Linked DNA regions of Homo sapiens: regions 1, 2, 3 and 5 are each linked to region 4. A link is a contact called in ENCODE Hi-C or POLR2A ChIA-PET data. All regions are on one chromosome and are shown on one strand. Each heading gives the region's core, a stretch centred on a gene start or an enhancer-like site at or near the end of the contact. The rest is flanking DNA. Distances are from core to core; before and after follow the strand shown. Region 1 holds the start of ANKRD39 (ankyrin repeat domain 39). Region 2 holds the start of ANKRD36 (ankyrin repeat domain 36). Region 3 holds the start of LMAN2L (lectin, mannose binding 2 like). Region 4 holds the start of ACTR1B (actin related protein 1B). Region 5 holds the start of CNNM4 (cyclin and CBS domain divalent metal cation transport mediator 4).

Evidence for each region. A loop is a pair of places that touch in the nucleus more often than their neighbours do. ChIA-PET counts read pairs that join two places held with the same protein, here RNA polymerase II (POLR2A). Pooled maps may share reads with other maps.
Region 1: a pooled map shows a loop between it and region 4 (8-fold over the local background). The contact joins the promoter of ANKRD39 here to the promoter of ACTR1B in region 4. A Hi-C loop is called at or near these places in 1 of 37 single-sample maps with no recorded cell type and 11 of 50 pooled maps. POLR2A ChIA-PET finds 5 or more read pairs at or near these places in 4 of 52 experiments (OCI-LY7, activated T-cell and endothelial cell of umbilical vein).
Region 2: a map of B cell shows a loop between it and region 4 (13-fold over the local background). The contact joins the promoter of ANKRD36 here to the promoter of ACTR1B in region 4. A Hi-C loop is called at or near these places in 1 of 168 maps with a recorded cell type or tissue (B cell), 2 of 37 single-sample maps with no recorded cell type and 6 of 50 pooled maps.
Region 3: a loop to region 4 is called in a map of naive thymus-derived CD4-positive, alpha-beta T cell, with 12 times the contacts of the local background. The contact joins the promoter of LMAN2L here to the promoter of ACTR1B in region 4. A Hi-C loop is called at or near these places in 1 of 168 maps with a recorded cell type or tissue (naive thymus-derived CD4-positive, alpha-beta T cell), 1 of 37 single-sample maps with no recorded cell type and 8 of 50 pooled maps.
Region 5: a map of B cell shows a loop between it and region 4 (13-fold over the local background). The contact joins the promoter of CNNM4 here to the promoter of ACTR1B in region 4. A Hi-C loop is called at or near these places in 2 of 168 maps with a recorded cell type or tissue (B cell and CD4-positive, alpha-beta T cell), 1 of 37 single-sample maps with no recorded cell type and 8 of 50 pooled maps. POLR2A ChIA-PET finds 5 or more read pairs at or near these places in 1 of 52 experiments (GM12878).

The regions. Positions count from the first base shown.
Region 1 is chr2:96,856,690-96,859,389 of GRCh38, reverse strand. ANKRD39 (ankyrin repeat domain 39) reads left to right here and starts at 1,374. Exons shown (of 4, transcript NM_016466.6): 1 at 1,374-1,502. The coding sequence starts at 1,403. RefSeq lists silencers at 844-1,513, 1,544-1,713.
Region 2 is chr2:97,111,738-97,114,614 of GRCh38, reverse strand. It overlaps ANKRD36 (ankyrin repeat domain 36), which reads right to left and starts at 1,462. Exons shown (of 76, transcript NM_001354587.1): 1 at 679-1,462. The coding sequence starts at 875. RefSeq lists enhancers at 723-952, 1,913-2,012 and silencers at 1,073-1,202, 1,283-1,662.
Region 3 is chr2:96,738,645-96,741,346 of GRCh38, reverse strand. LMAN2L (lectin, mannose binding 2 like) reads left to right here and starts at 1,283. Exons shown (of 8, transcript NM_030805.4): 1 at 1,283-1,493. The coding sequence starts at 1,307. RefSeq lists enhancers at 1,030-1,967, 1,968-2,702.
Region 4 is chr2:97,662,711-97,665,410 of GRCh38, reverse strand. It overlaps ACTR1B (actin related protein 1B), which reads left to right and starts at 1,367. Exons shown (of 11, transcript NM_005735.4): 1 at 1,367-1,568. The coding sequence starts at 1,521. It overlaps LOC124900516 (U4 spliceosomal RNA), which reads left to right and starts at 680; the gene lies at 680-820. It also overlaps a transcript of C2orf92 not described here and the pseudogene RNU4-8P. RefSeq lists enhancers at 849-1,188, 2,229-2,298, 2,264-2,700 and silencers at 1,269-1,728, 1,809-1,868.
Region 5 is chr2:96,759,642-96,762,341 of GRCh38, reverse strand. CNNM4 (cyclin and CBS domain divalent metal cation transport mediator 4) reads right to left here and starts at 1,440. Exons shown (of 7, transcript NM_020184.4): 1 at 1-1,440. The coding sequence starts at 1,342. RefSeq lists enhancers at 215-803, 683-932, 804-1,393, 1,953-2,002 and silencers at 896-1,079, 1,203-1,622.

The DNA of each region.
Region 1 (2,700 bases), core at 125-2,624, 810 kb after region 4:
GGAGTGGAAGGTTGTGGAGATGAGATCATTGCTTGTGTGAGGATGGGGTTCTCAACCTGCTTAGGGGAGGAGAAACGACTTCCAGCCTTCTACCCACCAGGAATGCTAGGGTCTTCCGTGCCCCAACTAGCGGGGGAAGGAACTTACATCCAGTGTGCACCAGACCACTGTCCTGGAGAGGGACTGGCACAGAACCCAACCTGCATTCTGTCGTTCATGCACTCTTTCTAAGCCGATCAGGCGGTCTCCCCTGTACACTTGATCGTGGCTTGAGCAGGCAGCTGCCTGGGTTTTAACTGGGAATTGAGAAGGCTGGGGTCCGCTGAGGAGCACGCTGCGAAGGTGCGCGGTCCGCAGACGGCCTCCCGGTGGGTTTTGATCATGAAGACCGATTCCGTAAACTCAGCGCCCACTGTGGGGCCAGGGGGTTCTGCACAAACCAAGGCCCTGCCCCTGCCCTGAGGTGGAGCTACAGGCAGGACAAGTTGTGGCCACCTGCCCCTTGCTGGACTTGTAAGGAAGAGCAGGGTACGGGGAGGGGCGTCTCGAGGCCTTTCCAGCCGTCACTTTGCCGCTGCCCCGGGGGCGGTCGGCCTTGGTCCGGGGTGGTGCCAGGAAGAGGGGCTAAAAACCGTGGAGCGCGCCCCGGCCCGATGGCTCACGCCTGTAATCCCAGCACTTTGGGAGGCCAAGGTGAGCGGATCACGAGGTCAAGAGATCGAGACCATCCTGGCGAAACCCCGTCTCTACTAAAAAATACAAAAAATTAGCCGGGCGTGGTGGCGGGCGCCTGTAGTCCCAGCTACTCAGGAGTCTGACGCAGGAGAATCGCTTGAACCCGGGAGGCGGAGGTTGCAGTGAGCCGAGATCGCGCCACTGCACACAAGTCTGGGTGACAGCGAGACTCCGTCTCAAAAAAAAAAAAAAAAAAAAAAAAGACCGCGGAGCGCGTGGCGCCTCCCTGCCCTAGGGACTAGGGGCGGTAAAGAGAGGAGGCTGCGAGGTCGCTGGACGGCTGGGTCATGGCGAAGGTAACGGGAAAGCTCCCGACCGGACCCAGCTGCCTCATCCCCACACCCTGCAAGGCCAGGCGGCCCGGCGGCCCTCCAGCGGCGCGCGGCTCCCGGAACCCAGCGCCTCAGTCCTCGCTTGGCCTTGGACGCCCTCGCGCGGAGGCCTCGGGGCACGGCCGGGCGCAACAAGCCCCGCCCTACCGTTGCAATTGGTTCTCGAGCTAAGGCCTAGGCGTTTGATTGGTCAGCTTTGGCGAGAAGGCGGGACTAGGGCGACAGCCGCGGACGCCGAGCGGCCAGATCAGGGACGCGGGGCGGGCCCTGCGTCCGCCCCTCCCGCCGAGGCTGAGCCTGAGACCCGGGGCGGATCGACTGACGCCGGGGCCGGGATGGCGACGCCTCGGCCCTGCGCGGACGGGCCCTGCTGCTCGCATCCCAGCGCGGTGCTCGGCGTACAGCAGACGCTGGAGGAGATGGACTTCGAGAGGGGTGAGGCTGCCGCGCGGCCCTCGTGGTTCTCACCAGGCCCCGGCCCAAGGAGGAGGCGTGGGGCCAAGGAGAGGCGGATGAACGGGGCCCCGAGAGCTTGGGGCTTGGGGCTTGGGGCCTGGTGCGGGAAGGCGGGCGGGACCCACGGTTCCCGTGTACTGAGAGCCTCCCAGGGCCCCGCACGAGCTCGGCCAGGAGACACCTGTCCCGCGGGCGGCGGGGAAGCGGAAGCACTGGTTTCCGTAACCCTCCCGAGTAGCGGGGGACGACCTCCCCTGGGAGACACAAGCCTGCTCAGGTGTTTGAGAGAGGGCCCGGGGAGCAGAATCTGCACCAGGGGCATTGCACCCAACCTGAGGGGCATGGAGCTGCAGGCCTGGGGGCTGCGCGGTGAAGGAGAGCAGTGGCCTTTGTTTAGCCCCGGGTGCCAGGCAGCCTGCATGCTTTAAAGATGGCAAGAGCTTCGCACGGGCAGCCTTCGAGGCAGGGCACAGTATCTCATCTGTGGGACCCAGAGAGGTAACACGTTTGGCCCAGATTATACAGAGATTATGGTGCCAATAGGAACAGAGGAAGGCGGGAAACCAGGGTGCTTCTTGTGAGCGTTGGGAACCACTGTGCTGTGTCATCTGCCCTTGCGGATGCAGCCCTCGATTGCCACTGCTGTGTAAGCATTCTCATGGAACTCTTCCTTTACCGTGGTTCTGGCACCTGCCTACTTCCCTCCGCCCCTCCTACCGCTGTCCTCTGCACTGCTGAAGTGGTTGCCTCAGAGGGTCTTTCTGCTTCCACGCTTGCCTTCCTACAGGGTTTTCTACTCTCACATAGCAGCCAGAGCGGCTTTTTGAAAATTAGAAATCACATCATTCCCTGTTATGGCCTACAAAGCTCTGTAGACCCACCCCTGCCGGTTCTACTTCTCCTCCTCATTTTATTTCTCATGCTTTTCTTCCCCCAATCACTACGCCGCAGCCACACTGGTCTTGTTTTGGTGTCTCAAATATGCAAGACCTTTTCCTGAGTTAAGGCCGTTGGACTTGCTGTCCCATCTCCTTAGAATGAACTTCCTACAACCGTTAAGCTAGCTGATGCTTTTCTTCAGATCCCAGCTCCAATGTCATCTCCTCAGAGACCCTCCCTAAACACCCCAGTTCTCAACTGGGGGCAGTTCTGCCCTTTAAGGGACTTTGAATATCTG
Region 2 (2,877 bases), core at 213-2,712, 550 kb after region 4:
ATGCACCTTTCCATAATGTATGTAACATTATGCTTTAAAATGTGCACGTTAAAAATAAAACGCTGTACATGCTGAATTTTATTAGTGAAATCACTTTAAAATGATTTATAAAGAAGCAGCATGGTGAGTGATTGGAAACCAGCTGAAGTTTTGTTTTTGTTTTGCTGCTTGTGAAAATGACCTGGGTGCTCGCCCCCGCCAAGGTTTCCACATCCCAGGTGCGGCTGAGCCTGCCAGGAAAGAAAGTCCAGCCCCTTTGGTGACAGGACTCGCCCCCCTCACCTCTGCACCCCTTTCCCCCACCCCATTCACCCCCACCCCTCACCCCCACCTCCAGTCCTCTATCCCATTGAACCCTCACCCCATCTCCCCACCCCACACCGTCCACGCCCCTACCCCCCAAGCCTTCATTCCGTCCACCTCAGCCCATTCACGCCCCCACCCCATGCACCCCCTACTCCCCACTCCCATCCCCCAACTCACTCCACACCCCGCCACCCCATATACCGCCACTCCCCAGGCCCCGCTCCACTCACTCCCACCCCAGCCGGGCACCCCCTAGCCCCCGTCCAAACCCCGAGCCCCGGACCATCCGCCCCGCAGCCCTCAGCCTGGAAAGGGGTACTTCTCCACATCCACAGGCCTCCTCCCGCAGCCCCGGCTCCCGGCCCCCATTACCTTTCCTTCCTGTCTCTCTTATTGGCGTCATAATACGTGAGCAGAAGGTACTTCAGTTTCTCTAGATTACCATGTAAGACAGCTCTGTGGATCCTCTTCAGATGATACGGTTTAATGGGGTATTGGGGAAATGCGAAGCCATCCGAGCACAAGCGCTCCATGAGGGTGGGCCACCTCTCCCGCTTGCCGTCTTCCATAATCGTCGGCTGCAAATTGTAGCCTGCAGCCGTATTTCAGCTCGCCTTCGGGGATCGCCGCCTCCGAAGAGCAACAACGAGCAAAGCAGTCTGTCCACGGACCTCCGCACAGACTCTCAGCGCCTCCCGCCTCTCAGCAGAAACGCCCAACAGAAGGGTTAGAACCAGCGAGCACGCGCACCTTAGCCGGCCCTGCCCAACAGGCCCGAGGCAGAGAAACCGCCCTAGCAGCTCTCGCGCGCCCAGTGCAGGCGGCGGTTGCTGCGGAGGTGCCGCGGGAGGGCGGGGCTCCCTGGAGCGCGAGGCGCGCCCTGCCCCAGGGCCTGTTTAACTGTCGCCCGCGCGCTCTTCTCTTCCACAGGCTCCCGACGCTCGGAGTCCCCCGCGCTGGGCCCTCTGCAGCCCAGGGATGGGGTTGAGTGGTGCTTCTCCGCCTGGTGCCACCGCTGGGCCCACAGCCCCACTTCGCCACTGCGTCGCCCCCGGGGTCCGCGCTGATGGGTGCGAGGCGGGAGGACGGGATCCGGGGTTGCCACAGCTGCAGCCAGCGCACCACTTGTAGGCGGCACTGCAGCTCGGGCTCCGGCGGGGGCTGGCGGGGCTCCCGTGGGATGGCCTCCTGGGCCCTGAGTGCGCCCCCATCCGGCCGGAGGGTGCGCGCCTCCTGCACCCCCGGCGGAAGCCCATGCCCGGCGCTCCTGCCGCAGACTGCCTGACTTGCCGCGGCCAGGCTGGCCCCGGGGTCCGCGCGGCTGGAGGCGCAGGCCTGGTCGGGGATTCCCAATCCTCGGGGACCCCTGCTCCATGTGCTGGTGGCGGCTGCAGCTGCAGCGCCCGTGGGCTGACGTGGCTTCCCGGAGCTGCGGCCGGCCGCGCCCAAGGGCCCCACAGGCTGCGCTGCCCTTGCCAGCTGCTCCTGACCCGCGCCCAGAGCGCAGGACCTGACGCTTGGCACTCTGCAGCCACGGGGATGAGGCTGAGCGCCTGTTTTCGGCCTCGTGGCGCCGCTGGGGCCACAGCCTGACTTCACCACCCTGTCGCCCGAGTCCTGTGATGGGCAGGTGTGAGGAGGGGCAATCGGGGTTCCCAAGGCTGCTGCCTGCATGCCACTCCGTGAGGAAGTTGAAATACGTGATCTCTAAGATTCCTCCCAGTTCTTCACCTCATGAGACAAATATAAATCAAGTAACATTCGCTATTGTGATTAGAAAAGCTGCATTTACACACGTTAGCCACTAGATGGGGACGTGCGATTGTTACAATGCTGAAGGTTTCCCGTATTTCTTTATTTTTTATTTGGCCGCTAGAGGGCACGCCTGCACTGCACTTAAAGCTGACTATTAAGGAAAGACAAAGGAATTCTTGGATTTTTCCATTTTCCTCATCACCTGTGCTTATCAGAGAATTCCAGGGGCAAGCTACCCTTTCCAATTCATCACTAATTTATAAACAAAATTCTAAGGAGTAAGGAATGCTTCTTACTTACTTCCTATAACATATTTAAGAATGAACGCTCAAAATAAAAGTAATTTATTTAAAACGTGTTGAGTAATTATAACTGCAAAATTTTTGCTCATGTTTTTCATATGCTGTTCATTTGCAAATTATTAGAAATCTACATATTCTGTTCATCTCAGCATTATTTATAACAGGGAAAAATTAGACACTAGCCAAAAATCTAAAAACAGGGAACAGTAAGGAAAAAACAAATGGTTCTTTTAATCATCATCACTAAAAGTGCTTGTGACTTAAAATAATGACATAAAAGATGCTTCTACGTTGTTGAGTAAAACATCAAGATAAATTTAAAATTCTATTTCAAGCTTAACTATATTCATTTAAAAAGAGAAAAATTTTAGAGGGTTTATCTTGTTGGATTATCAGATGTTATTTTTCTCTTTTTAATGCCATATACTTTTCAAATTTTCAGTGGGCTGGTATTACTTTTGTATTTAAAAAAGAAAAATATAAGGAAAAAGAAACCTGTCACACACTTTTTAGT
Region 3 (2,702 bases), core at 34-2,533, 920 kb after region 4:
CAAAAACAAAAAAAAAAAGAAAAGAAAAAAGAAAGAAATAGTGCTTACTACACGCAAGGCACTGTTCTAAGAGGTTTACCAATATTGACTCATTTAACCCTGACACTTACCATGGTTAGATAGTTTGGATCACTTTAGTGGCTACGTGGAGACCAGTCTGGACACATGTTGTGGTGCCGGATAAAGACGAAGGGATGTGCCTGTAGTCCCAGTAACTCAGGAGGCTAAGGTGGCAGGATCACTTCAGCCAGGGAGGGAGAGGCTGGAGCTGAGATTGTGCCACTGCACTCCAGCCTGGGCAACAGAGCAAGACCTTGTCTCTCTTTTTTTTTTTTTTTTTGAGATGGAGTTTTGCTCTATGTGGCCCAGGCTGGAGTGCAATGGCTTGGTCTCGGCTCACTGCAACCTCTGCCTCCCAGGTTCAAGCGATTCTCCTGCCTCAGCCTCCCAGTAGCTGGGATTACAGGCACGTGCCACCACGCCTGGCTAATTTTTTTTTTTATTTTTAATAGAGACGGGGTTTCTCCACCTTGGTCAGGCTGGTCTCGAACTCCCAACCTCAGGTGATCCGCCTGCCTCGGCCTCCCAAAGTGCTGGGATTACAGGCGTGAGCCACCGCGCCTGGCCAAGACCTCGTCTCAAACCAAAAAGAAAAAAAAGAGGAAGGGAGGAAAGGAGGTGATGGCTTTTAGAATTAATTAATTTGTGTGCTTTCAGTTCTTTTATATCTGTAGGTTGCTTGATGGCCCAGACTATCACGGCAAAGGAGTCATTTGCATTTGAAGAGAATGTGTCTTCCGCAGTTGTTAGGTGGAGTTTCTATAAATATCATCAGGTCAAGTTAGTTGGTAGTGCTGTTCAAGTCTTTTATAAATTGATAGTTTTCCAGCTATTTTACGGATTTGTCTATTTCTCCTTTCACTGCTATATCTTCCAAATTGATTCAGAGAGCTGCAGTCAGGAGCGTACTATTGCAGAGAGGATAGAATGTTTGGGACCAGAAGAAACGTTTTATCTCTTTAAATTTACTCTCGTACGCAGAAAACAAAATACAAATAAACTACGTATCCCAGCAAGCCTAGTGGAACTCAGGGCAAATGCAAATAAGGGGGGGGGCTGGGCATTCGGCTACGCCCCTTTTCTGGGTTGGCAAGGCAACTGATACAGAAGCCAGCCAATCGGTGATATAGTCACCTGCAGGGGCGGGGGCTTGACGAAAGCCAATAGGACGCAGGGCAGATGGCTCTTCGGGCCAATGGGTTGGGCGACGGGGCGGGCTTTTGATGAAGGGTCGTTGGTGGGAAAGATGGCGGCGACTCTGGGACCCCTTGGGTCGTGGCAGCAGTGGCGGCGATGTTTGTCGGCTCGGGATGGGTCCAGGATGTTACTCCTTCTTCTTTTGTTGGGGTCTGGGCAGGGGCCACAGCAAGTCGGGGCGGGTCAAACGTTCGAGTACTTGAAACGGGAGCACTCGCTGTCGAAGCCCTACCAGGGTGAGGCGCCCAGGGTGAGGTGGTCGTGCAGTGGGGCGGGCTTCGGGACTTGATTTCAGGGGTAGAGGCGGGGGCGGCGAAGGGCTTCGTGGCCCGGAGGAAACTGCTGGCGGTGGTGGGGCCCACGGAGACTCCCTCCGCGTTTGGGAGCCACAGGTCTGAAAGGCAGGAGTTAGGTGTGCCTGCCAAGCTCTGGAAGTTTCCAGTAGGTAAAGGCAGGGCTGTCGGGTGCCACTAGTACTAGGCCTGGAGTTAGACAGGAGGAGTTTGGGAAGGGGAGAGAATTGAGAATGGTGAGGAGTGATTGAGGGCTACTAGCAATGAGCCAGTCTCCAGATGGACCTGTGGATGTGCTAGAAATAAAGCAGGAGGAAGAACTGGGGTAGAACTTGAACGAAATGAGAAGATGATAAATTTATGTTGCTGGGTAGAACCACCTTCTCTTCTCCAGCCTAGGGGCCCTGTTGGTGAAAGAGGTTAGGGTTCACAGAACTCTAAGCACAGCTTATCAGCCAGAAAATTAATGCAGTTAGCCACAAAACGATGACAAACCAGTGCAGATGGCTTAACTAACACAAGTCTTTCCCCACTAAGGCGTAGGTAGTGGGACAGAAAACAATTCAAAGTGCAAGAGTATACTCTACTACTAAGGGTAATCATTTATTCACTTACATGCCTGGAGTGCCTCTGTGCTGTCTCTTTGCTAATGCTTATGGGTTTGCAGACACAAAGTTTTCATTCTTAAAGAAGTTTATAGGTGAGGGTACAGGGAGTAGCTTCACACTTTAAGGATTGTTTAAAGAAAGAATGTGACGGCTGGGGCGGTGGCTCACGCCTGTAATCTCCGCACTTTGGGAGGCCGAGGTGGGCGGATCACGAGGTCAGGAGATTGAGACCATCCTAGCTAACACGGTGAAACCCCATCTCTGCTGAAAATACAAAAAAATTAGCCAGGTGTGGTGGCGGGCGCCTGTAGTCCCAGCTACTCAGGAGGCTGAGGCAGGAGAATGGCGTGAACCCGGGAGGCAGAGCTTACAGTGAGCCGAGGTCATGCCACTGCACTTCAGCCTGGGCAACAGAGCGAGACTCCATCTCAAAGAAAAAAAAAAAAGGAAGAATGTGACTAAGCCCCGGAGGCCTGAGGGTCAAACTCTTTTTATTTATATTTATATATTTTTAGAGACAAGGTCTTGTTCCGTTGCCTAGGCT
Region 4 (2,700 bases), core at 118-2,617:
CCCTCCCTTGGGGTCTGGATCGGGACCCCTTTTCCAGCAACAATATTGTTTCTTGAACTCGGTGGTTATGCAAGTGTGTCCACATTTTAATCATTCATTGAAATGTACATGTACACTTGTGATTTCTGCACACCCGCTTCAATTTTACAAATTTTATGCTCACAACCCATTGGGAGAGGTATATATACAGGGAAATAACTATGGATCCGTTTGGTAAACAAATGTAGAACTCAACTATCCTGCACTCTTGAAGCAGCTGACTCCAGTGCCGCAGGGGGCTACCTGCATGCCAATTCCACACCCAATAATCTTGGGCAGGTTACCAAAGTGTGAAGACCCTGACTGAAAAATGGGAGTAATAATACAACTACCTGATATTGTTGCAAGGATTTAATATAACTTATGTAAAGTGGGCAGAAGTGCTCCGCAGGCACAGAGCAGGTGCTCAATAAATGCCAGGACCAAAATACCACGAAACTGTAATTTTTATAAGGAAAAGGATCTTTTCTTCAGTGCTCAACGAGGAAATATTATGGGGCCGTGCGCAATAGCTGACGCCTGTAATCCCAACGCTTTGGAAAGACTAAGCGGGAGGATCGCTTAAGCTCAGGAGTTCGAGGCTAGCCCGGGGAACATAGCGAGATCCCTTCTCTACAAAAAAAATTTTTTTTAATTAGCTAGCGTTGCGCGGTGGCCGTATGGTGGCCAATGAGGTTTATCCGAAGCGCGATTATTGCTAATTGAAAACTTTTCGCAATACCCCACCGTGACGACTTGCAATATAGTCGACATCGGCAATTTTTAACAGTCTCTACGGAGACTATTTCAGTAAAAATAAATAAATATGGTGCGCGCCTGTAGTCCCCCCTACTGGCTGGCGCGGGAGGATCGCTTGAGCCCAAGATTTCCAGCCTGAGCGACAGAGCAAGACACCTTACCTAGAAAAAAAGAAAAAATAAATATTTTGGGTGAAATATCCAGGGCCGGCCTCCTTGGAGAGGGCGCTCTCACGAAGGAGCGTGGCCCGAGGTGCTGGGACGCGGGAAAGACGTCTTTCTGGACCGGTGCTGGGACGCGGGAAAGACGTCTTCCTGGACCGGTGAATTTCCAGCTCCACAGACTCCGGCCGCGCGCACACCAGCCCAGCTCCACTTTCTGCCGCCCGCGTCCCCTTTAAGACGGAGCCATGACATCATCCCAGACACTGCGCAGCCTACCTTGGCAACGCCGCGACCACTTTTTTCCGGACGACCTCAATTGGCTGGCCAGCCTCCGGAGGCCCCGCCCCCTTCGCGCAGCCAGCCCCGGGCACCTGCTGTCAATCGGGCCAGGTGGGAGCGATGATTGGCCGCCGGGCCCGCCCTCCAGAAAGCCCCGCGGGGCTCGCGTAGGCTGCAGGCTCGGGGAGGGAGGGCAGCGGCGCCGCGTCGGGAGCCGCCGCCGTCCCGGTCCTCCCGCCCGCCCGCCCATCCGGTGCCTCCTGCAGCCCGCCTGCTGGGCAGGGCCGGCGCGGCCCGGCCATGGAGTCCTACGACATCATCGCCAACCAGCCTGTGGTCATCGACAACGTGAGGCCCGGCAGCCAGGGGGAGGGCGGGCGCCCCGCCCCCGGGGGCGCACGCGGCGGCGCAGGGAGAGACCCCCGCCCGCCTCGGCGCGTCCTCCGCTCACTGCGTGGCCGTCGCCCCCGCCGGGCCGCTGGCTTCGCCCCGGGGGCGCGCGCCCTCTTGGCCTTGTAAGGCCGGCCATGGGGCGAGCCCCCTCGCCCGCGTCGCAGAGCCTCTTCCCCGACCCCTCCCCGAGTCGGGCGGGGAAGTTCAGGAGAGCTTGAGTGACAGCCGGGCGGCCGGGCGGGGACGCGCCCCGGACTCTTCTCAGTTGAGAGTGCGGTTCCTGGGCAGGTTTCCACACCAGTTCCTTTCCGCGTCCTTCGGCCCTGGCTCTGGCTGCCTGGCGGAGGTGGGGTAGCATTTGTCATTTGCACACTGCTGGCTTTATCTTTGGGGCTGCACCCCGAGGCAACAAATGCAGGATGCTCTGTCACCCACATGTCCACCACCATCTGGTTTGCCTTTTGGCTACTTTGACTTTCTCCTTAAATGCTTCCTGTGCTGAGCAAACATTCCACAGCCAGCAGAGCAATGGAGAGTTCATGGCCACTCTTCCCAGTATCAGCAAGCAATTTGGGGTGATCGTTTGGAAGCCTCAGAGGAAAGATGTCATCAGGCTTCCTGTGGCTTTGTCCTTCAGCAGTGGGGCTCGGCTTGCTTTCACCTGCCTTAGGAAGATTTCTGGCTTCCGAGCTCTGATATGGGGAGAAGATAAGGGCTGGGATCTTTGAGTCTGCCCCTAGCTGGGTATGTGCGTCCGGTGTGCGGGCCTTGGAGTTTTTGGTAATGACTCACTTGTGCTCTTTCTGGGATCTGTCTCCCTCCCACATGACCCCGTGGGGTCCCTGAATGACTGTTTTAGAGTACCCATGTGGGTTCCCTGAGTCACAGCAGGGGATGTTTAATAAGGAGGTTAGCACTGAGCTTGGGGACGTGCTGTCACACCAGCAGGACGCTGCAGGAAGGAGCAGGCTACTTCCTTTCTTGACGTGCAAATAACTCGTATAGGCTAATCAACAGGCTTATAAGTTAAAAGGGCTACCGCTCGGCCCCTTGGGGATTCCATCCCCTCCTCTGTAACTTGGAGATG
Region 5 (2,700 bases), core at 191-2,690, 900 kb after region 4:
GGTGGTTATAGAAGCGAGTGATAGTCTTGAGGGGGGTGCAGTCATCGGGGTCCACAAAGGCCAAGTCTTTGACGTAGAGAATATCTACAATATTGGACTGCTCGTCTTCGAACACCGGGATGCGAGTATAGCCGCTTTCCATTATCTCCGACATGGTGTTGAAGTCCAGGATGGCATCGCTGCGGATCATGAAGCAGTCCTGGAGCTGGGTCATGATATCCTCTACAGTTTTGGTCCGTAGTTCCAGGGCACCCTGGATCATATTGAGCTCCTCTTTCACGAGGTCATTATAGGGCTCCGTCACCTTCAACATCTCCATCAGCTTCTCCCGGTTGTAAACAGTGCGAATCTCCTGGCCCAGAAAAAAGTCCAGGAGCTTGCTAATGGGAAAACTGAGGGGGAAGGTGAGTAGCATAAAGAATTTGGTGAGAAGGATGGTGTTGGCACCCACAGCCAGCCCATGTCGGGAGCACAGGGCCTGAGGTAGGATCTCCCCAAAGATGACAATGCCAATGGTGGAGGAGGCCACCGCCATGAGGCCGGACCCGATGAGGTTGTCTAGAAGGATTGTGAGGGAGGTGTTGACCAGCACGTTCCCTAGGAGCAACGAGCAGAGAAGGTAGTTGCCCTTGCGCCGGATGGGCTCAATCTTGCGGGCATAGCGCCTCTCCTTCTCGGTGCCACAGTTCTGCACGATGCGCAGCTCCATGGGGTCCAGGGCCATAAGCCCGAGGTTGAGGCCAGAAAATATGCCCGACAGCACCAGCAGCACCGTAATTAGGAGAATGTGCAGCCAGAGAGGCAGGAACCTCCCAGGCTCCTCCACCATGAAGAGCAGTGAGTCCTTGTCCGTCCACTTCAGCCAGGGCCCGTCGGGCTGGGCCCGGGTGCACAGTGCATACAGCTTCATGCTCTCGCTCCTCCGGAGGAACTTGGTGAGCACCACCAGCACGCCGGACGTGTTCCCGCGGCTCACGTTGACCAGCTGCTGGACGACCAGGTCCTTGGTGAGCTCGAGGCAGCTGGTGGACTTGTGGAGGGTCTCGGCATCGTCCACCTCGGTGAAGGAGATCAGGTTGCTGGAGATGTTGCCCAGGCTGTAGCCGTACAGCCTCAGGTTCACGGTGCTGCCCTCGGACACGAAGATGATGCCATCCGGGTTCGTCCCACACGACTTGTTGCAGCTCGCCAGCCTCATGCCCACGATCGTGCCCTGCTGGGGGCTGCCCTGGCCCCGGGCCCCCAGCGCCCACAGCAGCACCAGCAGCACCGGCGCCGCCAGGAGGAGGCGCCCGCGGGCCGGTCCGCCGACCGGGCGCCCGCCCCCGCCCACCGGCGCCATGTTGCTCTGGCTCTGCCGCCGCCGCCGCTCCCCGCGCCACGCCGCGCGGCCCCGGTCCGCACCGCAGCTCCGGCCGCTCCGCTGCCGCCGAGCCAACTGCCCGGGCCGCGAGCCTGACGTCAGGTCAGCGCCCCGCCCGCCCCGCCCCGCCTGCCCACGCCCCTCATTTGCATTGGAGGCCCCGCCCCCGGGGCTCGCTGCTTGAGCGCCCGCCCTTAAGGGGGTACAGTCGCTTAAGGTGGAGCAGCGCCGCCGCGCGAGAGCCGCCAGCGGGTACCCGCCCAGTGCTCCGCCTCCGCGCCCTTCCCCGCCTTTCTCTGCCAGTGGGGCCAGCTCTCCTTCTCCGGGACCTGGTCTCCTAGCTACGCCGTTCCTGTTCCTCGGCCTCGCACGGCCGCACGTGGGAGGCTCCTCTCCCGTCCCTCACCTGCAGCTAGGGGTGGCCCGCTCTGCAGGCAGGGCGAGAAAAGTGCTTTTCCTGATGTAGAAAAAGAAAAAGGAAACCTGAGGGCTTAGGCTGGCATTGCAGCCTGCCCCTTGGAGACTTTTCTGGCCTCCTCACTGCTGAGATTTTTGCCGACCTTGTCCTAAGGCCAGAAGTAGGTTACCCCAGCCCCAGCCCCAGCCCGACGATGCTTCCATCAACCAGTGGCTGCCTGATGTGGAAGGCAAATCTGGGGAACTAAGGTTATAGAAGGGGCAGGCTCTGGCCTAGACTTCTCTCCTGTCTCTTCCATTTAGGCATAGATATTTATTGAACACCTACTTTGTACCAGGCACTTGTTCTAGGCTCTGACAATAGAGCAGTGAACAAGCCAAAGTCGCTGCCCATTGGGGTTTACAGTCTAGAACAGAAAACAGGAGATAAACAAGTAAACACATATATTCATTAAATCCCCCCAACAACCCTCAGAGTTAGTAGAATTATTTCCATTTAGAGATGCAGAAATTGAGCCGAGACAAAAATCCTGGTGCCTCCATACTGTCATCTCCCAGCCCATTTCTCCATCTGTAAATGGGGGTAAGAATGACAGAGCATTACTTCGCTAAGCTTGCGGGATTGTGGACCTAGACATTGAACATGACAGGACAGCTCTTTAGAATATTCTTTGGCTAGGTAGTAGTTGTTGCTACCTGCCTTCCAGGACCAAACTCCTAACCCCAAATTGTGGTGATTGATCAGCTGGGCAGCTGCTTGTGGACATGAGCAGGCAGGCGCGGCAGTGGGCCTATCCCTGAAATGACTGCTTCCTGAATGGCCCTAGCCCTGTGTCAGTAGGGTGTATAAGGAAGACCACAGCTGCCCGCCCTGTGAGGGGGAAGAAGACAGACAGATAAACATCCTTACAATAATTGCA